Regions from separate parts of the Homo sapiens genome. Here region 1 is linked to region 2. The links are chromatin loops, found by intact Hi-C in ENCODE. Cell type or tissue: HCT116. All regions are shown on one strand.

What was found. Peaks named below come from ENCODE experiments on the same cell type or tissue, not always from the same donor. Only the 100,000 strongest peaks of a DNase experiment are listed, where the experiment ranks them.
Region 1: it touches region 2 in a loop (20-fold over the local background); 4 of 110 quality-filtered maps call a loop at or near these places.

Annotation. Positions count from the first base shown.
Region 1 is chr6:4,309,066-4,317,065 of GRCh38, forward strand. No RefSeq gene overlaps it. Among named protein-coding and RNA genes, the nearest start is that of LINC02533, 180 kb to the right of the region's middle. RefSeq lists an enhancer at 7,908-8,000. In HCT116, a CTCF peak has its summit at 4,073 (motif pointing right); DNase peaks (open chromatin) are centred at 4,056 and 4,476; H3K4me3 peaks cover 464 bases.
Region 2 is chr6:5,399,145-5,407,144 of GRCh38, forward strand. FARS2 (phenylalanyl-tRNA synthetase 2, mitochondrial) reads left to right here. Exons shown (of 7, transcript NM_006567.5): 3 at 5,398-5,557. Among named protein-coding and RNA genes, the nearest start is that of FARS2-AS1, 55 kb to the right of the region's middle. In HCT116, a CTCF peak has its summit at 3,407 (motif pointing left); a DNase peak (open chromatin) is centred at 3,447.

The DNA of each region.
Region 1 (8,000 bases), 1.1 Mb before region 2:
GGCTGACTATAATAACCAAGAGTTCTCCAAATTAACTTCAACGTACAATAAAATGTCTATTCAAGGATAAGTAATAGAAATGTGCTAATTTAAAGCTCACACATACATTACTAAACTCAACAGAAGTGATTAGAAGTTAGACTCCCATAAAAAGATAGTCTTGAGAGAGGTGTGTATCATCAGTGGCATTGCTTAGAGTTGCTGTAACAGTGATTTAAAAAACAGATTATCTCTTAATGTCATTATTATTTTTTAAATTCTCCAGACAAGGTACTCCCTTATTGCCTGCATCTGAGGCAGGTTGCTACCATTGCTCCTCTCTAGGGACATGCTATTTATAAGCAAAAAATTATTCATGTGGGACCTGCAAAGAGGCTTGAGGGAGAGGTGTGGTAAGAAAAAAAGGGATTTCTGAAAAAAGTGGATGTCCAATTGTTTCAACATTTTTGTTGGGAAACTATCCTTCGTCCATTTCTTTGCCTTTGGACCTTTGTCAAAATCAGTTGACCACTGTGCCCCTGGCTGGAGAAACAGCCAAATTGACCCGCCCCTTGAGAAAATGTCCCCAAATCATGGAGCCACCACATGCCCATCCCTGCAGCTGGAGATATAGCCTGGTGGCCCCACCCCCAGTGAGCCAGTTCTCAAGTCAGCCAACACATCATGCACTGCACCCCTAGCCAGAGAAACAACCCAGCAGTCCTGCCCCCATGTGCACATGCATGCCCCTTGCCTATAAGCCAATTTGGTAAGCCCACCTCTGGCTAAGCCACAACACTGCCACCACAAACTCCTGTAGCCTAGGTCACTGAGGCACTCGCAAGCGTCACTAACATAAATTATAGCTGAAGACACTGCATGAACATTGCACTACCCTATCTTTCCAGAACCAAAATCAGTGTGCCTTCCCCAGCCAATACCCTAGGATCTAGCTACAGGAATAAGTCCTTATGAAAGCTATTTTATAAAACTGAAAGAGGCAACTGTTCCGTTAGATGAGCAGATATCAACATAGGGACACAATAAATATGAAAAAGCAAGGAAACAGGACACCTCAAAGAAGCATAATAATTCTCTAGGAACAGAGTCCTAAAGAAATGAAAATGTACAAAATGCCAGAGAAGTATTAATAATTGAAAATAATAATCTTAAGGGATCAATGAGATACAGGAAAATACAGATAGACAATTCAAAGAAATCAGGAAAATTAATGATTTGAATAAGAAATTCAACAAAGAGATATAAAATACCAAACAGAAATCTTGGAGCTGAAGAATTTCATGAGGGAAATAAACAATGAAATTAACAGCTAAGATGAAATCAAGCAGAAAAAAAGAATTTCTAAATGTGAAGACAGGTCTTTTGAAATAACCAAGGCAGAAAAGACAGAGAGAAAAAAAAAATTTACGGGACGTATGGGACACCATAAAGCAAACAGATATTCACATTATGGTAGTTTAAGAAGGAGAAGAGATAAGAAAGGACATAGAAAGCCTATTTAATTTAATAAAACAATATCTGAAGAGAATCTCAAATCTTGGGAGATACATGAGCATCCAGGTTCACGAAGTTTAAAAGTTTCTAAATGTATTCAATTCAAAAAGTTTCACCCTGGGGCACATTATAGTAAAATTGTCAAAAGTTAAAGACAAAGAAAAATTCTAAAAACAGAAAGAGAAATGCATCAAGTCACATATAAGGAAATGCCCACTAGACTAACAGATTTCTTAGCGGAAACCTTATAGGCAGAGAGAGAATGGCATGATATAGTCACGCTGAAAGAGAAAAAGACTTACAACCAAGAATTCATACCCAGAAAAACTATCCTTCAAAAATGAAGGGAGAAATAAAGTCTTTTCCAGACAAACAAAAATGGAATTCATTACCACTAGACTGGTCTTACAAGAAACACTAGGGAGACCTATATCTGGAAGCAAAAGAATGATATCTACCATCATGAAAACACATGAATGTGTAAAACTCACTGGCAGAACAGAGACATAAAGAAGAAAGAAAAAGTAGTTAAAATGCATCACTACAGAAAACCACCAAAATGCAAAGATAAACAATAACAGAGGAAGAAAGAAACAAAAAATATGCAAAGGCATCAAAATACAAATAACAAACAGAGTAAGTACTCACATACCAATAATAACCTTTAATCTAAATAGATCACATTCTTCAATTAAAATATATAGACTGGCTGAATAAATTTTTAGAAAAATGAGACCCACCTCTCTGCTGCAAATCAGTAGTGATTCTATACATTAACAACGAGCTGGCTGAAAAAGAAATCAAGAAAGCAATCCAATTTATAATAGCAAAGAAAAAAATACTGAGAAATAAATTTAACCACAGTAGTGAAAGACTTCCACAAGAGAAACAATAAAATACTGATGAAAAAAATCGAACACGATAAAACAAAATAGAAGGACATTCCATGTTCATGGATTGAAATAATTAATATTGTTATAATGACCAGGCTACCCAAAACAATGTACAGATTCAATTCAATCCCTATCAAAATGCAATGACATTCATTACAGAAATAGAAAAAGTAATCCTAAAATTTGTTTGGAACCACAAAATACTCCAGGTAACCAAAGCAATCTGAGCAAAAAGAGCAAAGGTGGAGGGATCACACTACCTGACTTCAAAATATATGACAAAGTTATACTAACTGAAACAGCACAGTAATGAAATAAAAACAGACACGTAGACCAATGGTAAAGAATAGAGGACCCAGAAATAAATGCAAAACAATTGTTTGGTGGTCTATCTTTTAGCAGGTTGATGTAGGTATTATTGTTTTTAATAGATTTCTTACTGGAGTTATGAGTAGATTGCAGAACACAATTACAGTATTAGAGTATTCTGGGTTTGTCATGTACTCAATTTTACCAGTGGGTTTTATATATTTACACTTTTTTTTGTTTGTTTGTTTTTGCATGTTAGTATTTTTTTCTTTCAGTTTGAAGAGCTCTCTTTAGCATTTTTTGTCAGATGGGTCTGGTGACAAATTCTCACAGCTTTTGTTGTTTGGGAAAGACTTCTCTGCTTCATATTAGAAGGATAGCTCTGTTGGATATAGTATTCTTGGATGACAGTCTTTTTTTTCTTTCAGAAGTTTGAAAATGTCATTCTACCCCCTCCTGGCCTGTATGATTTCCATTGAAAGGTCTGTTGGCTGATCAATTGGAGCTCCTTTATATGTTATTTGCTTCTTTTCTCTTGCTGCTTTTAAGATTCTCTACTTATTTTTTATTCTTGAACATTTGATTAGGGGTAGAACATTTTATTCCAGGGGTAGTCTCATTTGAGTTGAATCTGCTTGGTGTTTTCTGACCTTTCTGTACCTGGTTATTTATTTTTCCTCAAGTGTTAAAAGTTTTCTGTTATTATGCCTTTGAATAAACCTTCTATCCCTTATTCTTACTCAACTCTGTTTTGATCACCAGTAATTCTTAGATTTTGTTTTTTAAGGTAATTTTTTATATCTTTTAGGTGATCTTTGTTTCTTTTCATTTTTTTCTTTTCTGTGCATTTTCAAAAAGCCTATCTTCAACTTAACTGATTCTTTCCTCTGCTTGATATCACCATTCTGCTGTTGAGAGCCTCTGTTGCATTTTTTAATTCAGCAAATGTATTTCTCAGTTCCATGATTTCTGTTTGATTTTTTAATTATTTCAATCTTTTTGTTACATTTCTCTGATAAATTTCTCAATTGCTTTTCTGTGTTATCTTAGAGATTTCTGAGTATTCTTAAAACTGCTATTTTCAGTTTTTGATCTGAGAGCATACATATTGCAGTTTCATTAGGGTCAGTTACTGGTTTATTGTTTTGTTCATTTGGGGAGGTCATGGTTCCCCATTTGCTGTTGTTTTTTGTAGATGTACATTTACATCTTTGCATTGAAGGATTATTTATTTCAGTCTTCTCTGCCTGGATTGTTTTGGGTTTTATTGGATAAGTTTTCCTAGAAATGCTTTGTAATTTAATTGTAGATTATCTTTTTTTTTCCCCAATGATGTTGTTGCCTCTTTTTTGGCACTAGATGGTGCCTTAAGCCCAGGGTTGCCTCAGTTGTAGTAAACAACCAGAGTGCTGCCCATTCCAAATGGGAGAGATCTCAAAGGGGACATCCTGGCAGTGTGGGAAGGCTGGCTAAGAGTTTATGCCCAGGGGACCTGTGGAACAAACCTTCCACAGTGTAGTGCTGCTGCACAGCCACACTAATTTGGCATTTCCTTTGGCCTAGTTACATAGTAAAGCTTCAGGGTCTGGGAATGGTAATACCCCCACCTTTGTCACTGGCTGTAATCAGGGTTATTTCTCCTTTCAGGCACTCCTGATGCTTCCCATGGGTTGAGACAGGGACTGTTGTAGTAGGGAGCCCAAGTTGGTAAAGAAGCTGGTTGTGCACCTCAGTCTCACTTTTTCCAGTGTAGAAACTGTGAGTCAGGGAGAAATTTTTCTCATGCTTGGTGCTGTGCCAGGCAGACTTGGAGGGAAGGGTGTCATGGATACGGTAGTCCTTTTACTATCTGCCCCGAGTGATTTCACAGCTCTGTTGCCCTGGGAACTGTCTCATTCTGATATTTGAGTTCTGGGATATTGCTGGCAATAATCTCAGTACTGTGTATTTGTTTTTGGTTTTTGTGGGGAGAGTGAAACCAGCTTGCTTTTACTCTGCCATTTTGAAATCAAAAGTCCTATTATACTATCTTGATTACTTTAGTAGTGTTATTAATCCAACTTTATTCTTTTTGTTCAAAAATTGTTTTAGCTATCCTAATTCCTTTTCCTTTTCACCTGAAATTTAGAATCAGCATGTGTACATATATGGCTGAACTTTTTATTGGAACTGCAGTAAATTTATAAATGTGTTTGGGGAAAATTTTCATTCTTACTATGTTGAGTTTTCCAATCAATGAACATTGTGTATCTCTGCTTTTATCTAGATCTTTGATTTCTTTGATTTCTTTCATCTGTGTTTCATAGTTTTCAGCATATAGATCCTGTGAACAATCATAAATGCTGTTTTTTTAACATTCAGTTTCAAATTATAATTCCTAGTATATAGAAATGATTGATTTTTATAAACAATTATTTTTCAGTAAAAATAAGTGACTTTTCTTTATAGACTGTTTCTGAAGGATTCTACTTTATGTTCATGGAAATTACACTCTTTTAATCCTGAGATTTTATGGATTGCTGAAGTATATAATTAAATTGTGTAGTCATTATAATATGTACAGGTGGCAGAAACAGGTTGGGAACAAACCCAATCAACTCTTGGTAAGCATACAAATAAAACAGGAAGAGCAAAAGTATATCAGTGTATCACAGTAGACTACTGGGCTATAGGGATTCAGCATGGTCATGAAAAAATAGAGTAAACAGAAGGTCAGTCAGTTAATCTGGAGAGTCAGCTAAGCGAAGGTCATTTAAGAGAGCTTCTACTGAAAGATCTACACAAAAGAGACAAGAAGGCAATAGAAAGGCCCAGTTCCTATGATTGCATTTAAACATAAAACTAATGCTATATCTTGAGAACATAAGAAACATATTTTATACTCGTCACAATATATCTACTGAAGGAGCACTTATAAAGAAGGAAAAATAGCTATTACAATCATGTTTTTGAAAAATAATGATGGTAGGAAAGATCATAATTATAATACTAAGTGAAAAAAATCTTAGGATACAAAAATGTTATGTACAATACAATATTACTCCCAATTATACAAAAAAGTATTTTTAGAAGAAAGACGAAAAATACATCGAAATGTTTATAATAATTATGTATGGCTGTTGGGATATGGTTGGCATTTATTTACTTGTTTTTGCTGTTTTTACATTTTTACAGCTTTTACAATGCCTATGGGTTATTTTTACAATCAGAAGAAGTGTCATTTTTAAAAGAAGAAGAATTCTTTCTATACTTTATTTGCCTCATTGAGATATCTGACAACAGTATCCTCATTGTTCTCTTTTGTTGTAATGAAAAACCATTTCAGGATTTTGGCATTTCCCACCAATTCCCTATGCCTTTTAAGGAACCAAGCAAGCTTCAGTAGTCTCTGCCATTTGATAAGTTACATTAATGATTATGACAACAATAATTGTACAGGCTTTGCAAAGCTATTTATTTAATAAAATCATTACTATAAAGACTTTAAAGAACTACAAGCAAGGGTCAGGGCCAACTTCATGATTGTCCCCTTCATAGTCATCCAAGTCTTCAATTTAGCTAAGGTCACAAGCCCCATGTAGAGAGTCAAACCAGAAACCATTAAATACAGTTATTTCACTCTTTCTCCTCATTTCCTTGCATAGGCTAACCTTAGAGTTTGCTGGCAGGTGCTAGAGTTATACATAAAATTCCAGATCAATAGCCGGGGAATTTAAAAAGAAGGTGCAGAACATCATACAGAATCTAAGGCTATTCTCTCTCCCAGTTAGTGGTTCTTTTCTTTGTCGGTTTTCTTAAATGAGTGGTTCTTAACCTTTCCTGGATCATAATATTTTCAGTCATTTTATGTAGACACTCAAATTTCCCTAAATTCTTGCATCAACAAATCCATTCCCTCCCCCAAATCTATTACCAATGCACTGGATTTATTACAGGCACATGTTTCACGTCAGTCCCCCATAGGTAGCTTTAGCTCAGGCTCTATCTCCTCTCACCTTCACTGTGCCAGTAGCCTCCGAAGTGGGCTCCCTAACTCTAGTCTCCTGAGTAGCATCCATCTTCCACACCAACACACTGCAGCCATTTTCCTGAAAGCAAACCTGATCATTCCCTCCCTCACTTGAAGCTATTCTTGATGAAGCCCCTTCCTTTATTTTCTGTGGCTAAGGGGAATGCGGTGGTATTCTATCAACTTACAATATCACAGCCAGGCAGAGGAGGTCAAAGGATAGAGGACAATTTCACATGCTAAGTGAGCATGCCTTTCTTTTTATTCTCCCCTTTAAAGCAATGATAGTTGGCTTGAGCTGTGTTTCAAATAGGAGAATCATTTGCAGGGAGTCATTATGTGTCTCTCCAAGGATCACTCTTCCTGAGACAGATCCATTGATCTACTTGGGGATCAGGCTTAGAAAAGTGAGCCACAGTGATCTGGGCCACATCTGTGAATGCACCAGGGAGCCCCAGGAGCCAGGTGGTAAGAAACGTCATAAAGGGGGTTGGAGGAGGAAAAGCTCTGGGAGGAGAAGAGTGGAGAAATGCTCATGTTTTAACAATGGCTCTCAAACTTGGCTGCACATCAGAATCACCTGGGGAACTTTGAGAAATCCCCACACCCAGGCCAATCCAACCCTCTCAAATCAAAGTCTCTGAGGTGGGACCAGGTACCTGAATTCTTTTAAATCTCCAAGGTGATGGCACTGTGTGGAAGGTTTGAGAGCCAGTGTCTTAGAAGATTTGGGTTTGCCAGAAGGTTTCTGGATGGAGCCTGGGTGCTGACCCTTTTACCCTAACTGGTTAGAGTGGCAGATGAAGCTCCACCCATCTAGTGCTAGATCTTTTGGAGATTTATTTTTAAAAGCCACTCATTATTCCTCTCCCCATTTGGCAAAAGCGTTTTCATCCATTTTCTCTTTGACACCCATTACATTTAAAAAAATTATTTAGTCCTATACTGGACAGTCTGTAGCAAGTCCAGCCTGCTCTGCCACTAGTTAACTGGATGCTAGGCCTCAGTTCTTTTCCAGGGAAGCAGGAAAAATTAGCATAGGCCATCTTCAAGTTCCTCTCCTCTCTTTAGCTTTAGCATTTAGTCCTCTACAACTCCGTCTCCAGATTTCTGAGGCTGTTCTGAGCCACCTCTGCCCACATGCTTCTGGCTGATCTCTAGCCACAGCTGCTTGCCTCATGGCCGCCACTTCCTGCTGGACGTCCACGGGGCTGGGGTGGTGGGCAGGGAGGGAGAGTGAGGATGGAAAACCAGGATGACCAGCGGCTCTAAATCCCCTAAGGGTGGTATTCCTT
Region 2 (8,000 bases):
ATTATTATTATTATTATTATTATTATTATTATCATCATCATCATCATCGAGACGGAGTCTCCTTTTGTTGCCCAGGCTAGAGTACAGTGGCATGATGTAGGCGCACTGCAATTCCTGCCTCCCGGGTTCAAGTGATTCTCTTGTCTCAGCCTCCCAAGTAGCTGGGATCACAGACGTGTGCCACCACGCCTGGCTAATTTTTGTATTTTTTGGTAGAGATGGTGTTTCACCATGTTGGCCAGGCTGGTCTTGAACTCCTGACCTCAAGTGATCCTCCTGCCTTGGCCTCCCAAAGTGCTGGGATTGCAGGTGTCAGGATTTTATTTTTAATGTTTTGCGTAGATAAAGTATTAACGTCCTTCTAAAACTCAGAACTATACAACAAGGTTTACTTAGAGGTCATGACCCCCACTCTGCCATTCATTATACTCTATTCCCATTCAACCATTTTTTCCATCCTGTTTCCACCACCTCTGTGTAGGTGATTTATTTTTGTTATTTCTAGCCTATCCTTCCTTTTTTTCACAAATGAGATGATTCATGTGTATTTTATTATTTCTTACATGAAAGGTAGCAAGTAATATATGCCCTCTTGCACTTTGCCTTTTTTATTTATCAGGATGTCTTGAAAATCATTCCATATCAGTCCAGAGAGATCTTCCTCGTTCTTTATTACACCTGCAAAAGTACTCTATTGTATAGGTAGACCATAGTTTATTTAACATCTTTCCAATGTGAGACTTTTTAAAAAAATATGGTGCAGTTACAAACAATACTACAATGAAAATTTTGTGCATGTGTATTAATGTTGGAAGTATATTTTCAGGGTAAGTAGTTAGAAATGGAAGGACTGGGTCAAGAGATCAACAAATATGTAGTTTTGTTGGGTGTTGTCAAATTCATCTCCAAAAGGGTTCTACCAGTTTCCATTTTCACCAGCAAAGTATGACTGTACTTATTTTCCAAAGCCTCAGCGTATTCAAAAGAATATGTTGTCTGACTTTTAACTTTTTGCCATTGTGATAGAAGTATTATGTCAGTGTTATTTTAATTTGCTTAATTTGCTCTTTAAGTTTGAATTCCTTTTCATGTGTTCAGGGGTCATTTTCATATCTTTTTTTTGATGAATTGTCTGTTCTTTTTCTATGGAGTTTTTGGCCCTTTGTCAACTTTTAAAAGTTTCTTTACGTTAGTGGTATTACCTCTTTGTGGTGTATGTTTCCTGACTTTTGTTCCCCTTCTTTTTTTGTCAGTTTTCAGGTGGAAAGACCTTTATGTGTGTGTGTGTTTGTATGTTGTTAATGGGAATGATTTTTAGTTTTATTGTATTTTAATCAGAGAGTATAGTTTATTATTTCTTCTTTATGGAATATACTTATTTCTTTGTGACTTACTATGTGATCAATTTTTGTTAATATTCTCTGGGCCCTTGAAAATAAAATGTATTTTTCATTATGAAGGGAGTAAGTTTAATATGTGTGTATGTGTGTGTGTGTGTGTAAAATATACGTATACATATTTATGTATACACACATGATTTCATTTCCTAATTATGTTTTTAGGTCTTTTATCTTATTAATTTTGCACATTTGATCTTATACTAAGAATGATGTATTAAAGTTTCCTATTATCATTAATATTAATGTGTTTCTATGTGTGTCTTTTGCGTCCCCTATGGTTCTTTCTACACAGAGGTAATAATTGTCTTATTGATATATAGATATTCATAAGTGTTATACCTTCACTGTGATTTGAAACTTTTAGCATTAATACAAGATCTTCTTTGTCTTGCTCGGTGTTTTTTTGCTTGAATTCTACTTTTTCTGATTTTAAGAATGCTATGCTTGCTTTTTTATTGTATCCATTTGCCTGTTATATTCTGTCCATCCATTTGTTTTTAACATTGTTTTAGGTGTATCTTTTGTATAGTTGAGTCATGCTTTGTGGCCAGATTTATTTTTTTAAGAGGTGAATTAAGCCTGTTCATATTTATTGATATTACTTTCACATTTATTGAGTTATTGATATATTCGATCTGAACTTTATCATAATATATTGTGGTGTTATATATGTCATAACATGTTACATTTTATTTCTCTACAATATATGTTTTATTATGCTTTTGAATTGAAATTTTGGTTGCTCTTTAGAAAGGTTATATTTTTGTTTTAATGGTTGCTTTTATACTTAAAACTTTTAAAGTCCCTTATCCCTCATTTTTAACTTTGTTCTTAGTAAAAGTATTCTTTAACTATTGCCTATGCAATAATCAGTATATTCTACTTTCCTCTTTGCTGCTTTCTTCCATTGTTTAGTTACGTTATTTCTACTTTGTCAGAACATATAACAATTGGATATTAGTCTTTCAATGTAATCCCCAGCTTTTAGTCTGAAATCTGTAATTTTTATGTATTAACATGTTCTCCATTTGTTTTGTGCTGAAATTTTCCTAGTTATTTATTACTTGAACAAGGCTCATGCTTTGGTAAATTCTTCAGAAAGAGCTCATTAATGTGACATTCCTATGCTCTTGTGTGTTTCACGTTTTTTCTGTAGACTTGGTGCTTTAAGGACAGCATTGATGGATATAAACTTCTTGACCCACATTTTTAAAAACTGAGTTGTTTGAAAATGTGGCTTCATTGTTGTCTTGTTTCCGTGTTGTTTTTGAAGAATCTGATGCCACTCTGATTGCTTTACTCCTCTACATTAGTTGATCTTTTTGCCTAGAGGCCTTGACGATTTTCCCCATTATTTATGAAATCTGTTTTATAAGAATATGTCCTATATTTGATTTTTCCAGGTTCTTTTTCACAGGTACCCATTTTATCTGGTATTAGTTCTGCTCCATTGTTTTTTTTTCCCTCTTTAACGGACTCCAATTATATAAATGTAATTCCTTCTTTGCCTGTGTTCCATTTCTACCACTTTCTTTCTGATTCTTCTTTCTTTATTTTACCATCCTCCTTCTGGTTGTTTTTCTCCTTTTCTTCAATGCCCCCTCATTAAATCTTGATTGATTCCATTGTCCCTTGCATGCTTTGGAATTTAGATTTTGTTTCTGAGATGATTTTATTTCTTTTTTTTTTCTGAGTTAAATCAATTCTCTTTTCATTTTTTCTCTATTTTTGTTCTTAATTTTTGAGTTTCTGACTAAAGCAATTTATATCCTTAAATGCTTGATTGAGCATATGTAACTTAGTTTTTAAGTATTAGTTTGTGTTTCTTTTTAGTGCTCCTTAGTTTTGGGGGGTGGGTGGGAGAAAAGTTGGATTTTCATTAGTTGAGCTCTTTTGAATTGACTTTCTGATTTTTGAGTAATAATTTTCTATATTTTTATTGAATTTATTTGTCGTTCCTTTTTGGTTGTGTAAAAGACTTCCTTAGTCTCTGGTGCCCTCTTCTGTTAGTGTAGCAATGCACACTTTAGTGGTTTATTTATTTATTTTTGGTGTGGGTTAGAGAATGGTTTTGTAAATCCTCTAATTTTTTAGCTGTGCTTTATCTTTCACAACCTTGAATTTTCTCATTTGCATCTTTTTTCTCTTCCTACTCAATTGAAAAGGTTGTCTTTCGCTTTGTATTAACTCCTTTTTCTTTTATTGTAACTATGGTTTTGGGATCCTCTCACTTCAAATTGGGCATGCTTTTACACCACTTTTCTGTGGTCCCTGCTCAGGCCTACTAGGACACTTTTTAAAGGCTTTTCACACTTAGTGTAACTTACACTTTCTGGGTTTCTAAGGTCAACCTTAGCACCTCACTCATTCTCCTCTCTTTCTCTTATTTTTTCCAGCTTGCTCTTGCTTACTTCAAAGCCTTATCAGTGGGGTAGGAGTATAACAGTTCTGTCCCTAGGTTTTGACTGGCATTCCTTCCTGCCTGCCTGCCTGCCTGCCAAAGGCATTGTGTTCAATAGTTTTATTTGTTCTTGTTGCTCTAAATTATTTTTAGAGGAAGCATTGACAGCCGTCATTGTCTTTAGTCCTCATAAGAATAATTTGAGGCCTAGGATATTAGAATATTTCTCTGAAAACGGTTTTGTCTCATTTTGCTGGCCAGTTAGAGGAAGTATGTCTGGGATTGCCTTAGATCATCTTCGTAGCCTGAAGCTCTCTCTATTGTTCAGAAAATGTGATACCTGACTGCAAGTCTACACAAGGACTGGTTTACTTTTGTGCTCATCCTCATCAGGGGGATGAGTCTTTTAGGGACTCAAACACCCCAGCTTGGTTCCACAGCAAAGCTTTCCCTTTTGTCTCACTTCCATGGTAAGCTGTTACAACCCATGTTCAGGTTTTCAGTTGATAGGTTAGATAGGCAGATACTCTCAATGCTTCTCTCTGGCTTTGTGCTTACTTTATTTTTTATTTTTATTTTTTAATTTTTTACCCCTGGCTTCATGCTTCCTGTAGAGTTCAGTCACTCCTCTCTATCTCGGTTTTACTTCTTCAATGCTGTTAAGAATTTCTGTATTTTTTTCAGTAGCATTTATCAGGAAGTTTGGTTCTAATTATCAAAACCAACATTACTAGAAATGGCAGCTGACTCATTCTTTTATTAAAACATTTTTTATGTTTGATTATGGGACTTTGGGTGGGAAGAATGATACATTCATTTGCTCAGTTATCCCTTTTGAGCCAATCTTCTACCAAGTAAAGACCTGCTGTGTCACTGACCAGAAAGTTACTTTATTTCAGTGGTAAAGCAGCTTATGACTAATGATAGCTGTGGTTAATAATCATGAAGACAATAATGAGGAAAACTTATTTAGCCATTGGAATGTGCCAGATACTCTGTATTTTTTATATATTATTTTGTTTGTAATAAAATCTACTAATTTACTATTATTATTCCCACTTTATAGATGATTCCCTGAGGCTTAGCTACTGTATCACTTGCCTAAGTTTACACAGATAGTAAGCGGCAGAAACATGTTTGAGGCTCTGCCTTGAGCCTTGGAGATACAGGACTAGCAAATTCCAGCTTGCTTCCTACCTTCATGGACCTTACAGGATTTAATTCCTCGACACTGTGGGATGGTCAGGGATGTAATTTTAGAATATGAAAGCGATTCACTAGTATTTCCACTAGAATTGAGGATAATGTCTCTTGTTGGGAACTGACTATAAGTTCATGCAAATCAAAAACAGATTAGCAAAGATCAGAAGAGTGTCTTAATTCTCTAAAAACCCCCCATACCATGTAGCGTAGTGTTTTCTTCAGAGTTGTACTAAGTGAATGTTAATTTCATTACGTTTATTGACAGGACATAATGAGTCTTATTCCCACATTATAACTTTTTAGAGTCAAAAGATTCTTAGCAGAATTTTAAAGTTATCTGATATAGATGGGCCAGGATATTTTCTTTATTTATACTTTCCTGTTGGTTTACAGTTATTTGCTGGTATAAAGGATGGAGAAAGCCTGCAGCTCTTTGAACAAAGTTCTCGCTCTGCGCATAAACAAGAGACACACACCATGGAGGCCGTGAAGCTTGTAGAGTTTGATCTTAAGCAAACGCTTACCAGGCTCATGGCACATCTTTTTGGAGATGGTAAGTGCTCAAACACAGGTTGACGATCTCTTATCTGAAATACTTGGGACAGAAGTGTTTTGGATTTGGGTTTTTTTTTTTTTTTTCATATTTTGAAATTCTTTTTTTTTTTCCCCGAGACGGAGTCTTGCTCTGTCACCCAGGCTGGAGTATAGTGGTGCGATCTCGGCTCACTGCAACCTCCACCTCCCGGGTTCAAGGAATTCTCCTGCCTCAGCCTCTGAGTAGCTGGGATTATAGGCGCCCATCACCACACTTGGCTAATTTTTATATTTTTAGTAGAGACAGGGTTTTACCATGTTGGCCAAGCTATTCTCAAACCCCTGGCCTCGTGATCCGCCCACCTCGGCCTCCCAAAGTGTTGGGATTACAGGCATGAGCCACCGCGCCAGGCCTGAAATTCTTGCATATACATAATGAGATGTCTTGGGGATGGGAGCCAAGTCTAAACACGAAATTCATTTGTATTTCATATACACTTTACGCACATAGTCTGAAGGTAATTTGATATAATATTTTAAATAATTTCGTGCGTGAAACAAAGTTTTGACTGCGATTTGACTGAAAATCTTAATGAGTTCAGGTACGAAATGTTTCACTTGTGGCTGCAGATTGGCACTCAGAAACTTTTAGCTAGAGAAAGAAAAATGATTATAACGTTTGCTAAGAATGATAATGGATTAGGTCAGTCTCATCAATGGAGTGAAAATATACAGGCTGATTTGGAGTATATTATTATGTTATCATTACATGAGGACGTGATCAGTGGAGCAAGGTTCTTTTTTTTTTTTTTTTTTTTTTTTTGAGACGGAGTCTCGCTCTGTCTCCCAGGCTGGGGTGCAGTGCAGTGGGGTGATCTCAGCTCACTGCAAGCTCTGCCTCCTGGGTTCACGCCATTCTCCTGCCTCAGCCTCCTGAGTAGCTGGGATGACAGGCGCCCACCACCACGCCTGGTTAATTTTTTGTATTTTTAGTAGAGACAGGGTTTCACCGTGTTTGCCAAGATGGTCTCGATCTCCTGACCTTGTGATTCACCCGCCTCGGCCTCCCAAAGTGCTGGGATTACAGGCGTGATCCACGGCGCCCGGCCCAGTGGAGCAAGGTTCTTAACCATGTGAATGAACCAGTGGAAAACTTTACGTATTGCCATACTGATTACCACTATCAACAGGAGTATATTAACAGTATATTATATCAACAGCAAAAACATTAACAGTATATTTCGTGCAGGAGGAACAATAGTGTTGCAATCTAGACCTCACTTAGTCACTTGCCTTTATTTTTCAAAAAATATTTGTTTTCAGTAATGCCACCTTCCCCCTCCAGCTATTTTTAACTTAATTGAGATATATTTTGTTTTTTTAAATCACGATATAAAGAGAAGGTTAGTGGATTTTCCTAATTGTGACTATCTTTAAGAAATACTTACATTTCTTATCTGAGAAGACAGATGACCTACTGTGGTTAGGATTCTCCTTTACTCTCTTATTCTTGTGAGCTTTTGTAAAAGTCAGTGTTGTTGAGGTGTAATTAACATAAAGTAAGCTACACATATCTAAAGTGTACATTTTGATCAGTTGACATACAATGAACTGCACACGAACATACTCGCACAGTCTTACAAGTTTTGACGTCTTGCAAGTTCATGCCATGAAGCTACCAGCAGAATCAATACATGAACATCTTCATTGTCCCCAGGAGTTTCCTCCTGCTCACTGGCAATCCTTCCCTTCTGCCCTTACCACATCTCACCCCGGGCAACATGTGATCTGCTTTCTGGTGCCATTAATCAGTTTGCATTTTTTAGGTTTATATAAATGGAATCTTAGAATATGTGCTCTTTTTTGTCTGGCTTGTTTTACTTAAAATAATTATTTTGAAATTCATCCATATCATAGTGTATATGAGTAGTTGATTCCTTTTGTTAATCAGTATCCCATTCCACGATTTGTTTATCCATACATTCATTGATAGGTATCTGGGTAGTTTCCAGTTTTTTGCTATTATCAGTAAAGCGTCTATGAACATTCATGGATCAGTCTTTCTGGGTCGTACGTTTTCACTCCTCATAAACATAGGTATATGTTTAACTTAAAAAAAAAAACTGCTAAGCTATTATCTGAAGGGTTGCACCATCTCGATTCCCAACAGTAGTCTGAAAATGCCAGTTGCTGTACATCTTCAGCAACACTTGATAGGGTTAGTCATTTTAATTGTAGCCATTCTAACAGGAGTCCAGTGGTATGTCAAATACACATTTGGCATTTATAAAGGACTTCTCCATATAAACAAACAGAAATTGCAACTTAAGAGAAAAATGGGTGAACATGAAGGTGGCAAATTATATATATATATATATATATATAATGACCAATAAATATATGAAAAGATGCTTGTCTTTATTAGTAATCAGGGAAAAACAAAACCACAAAGAGCTTTTTCA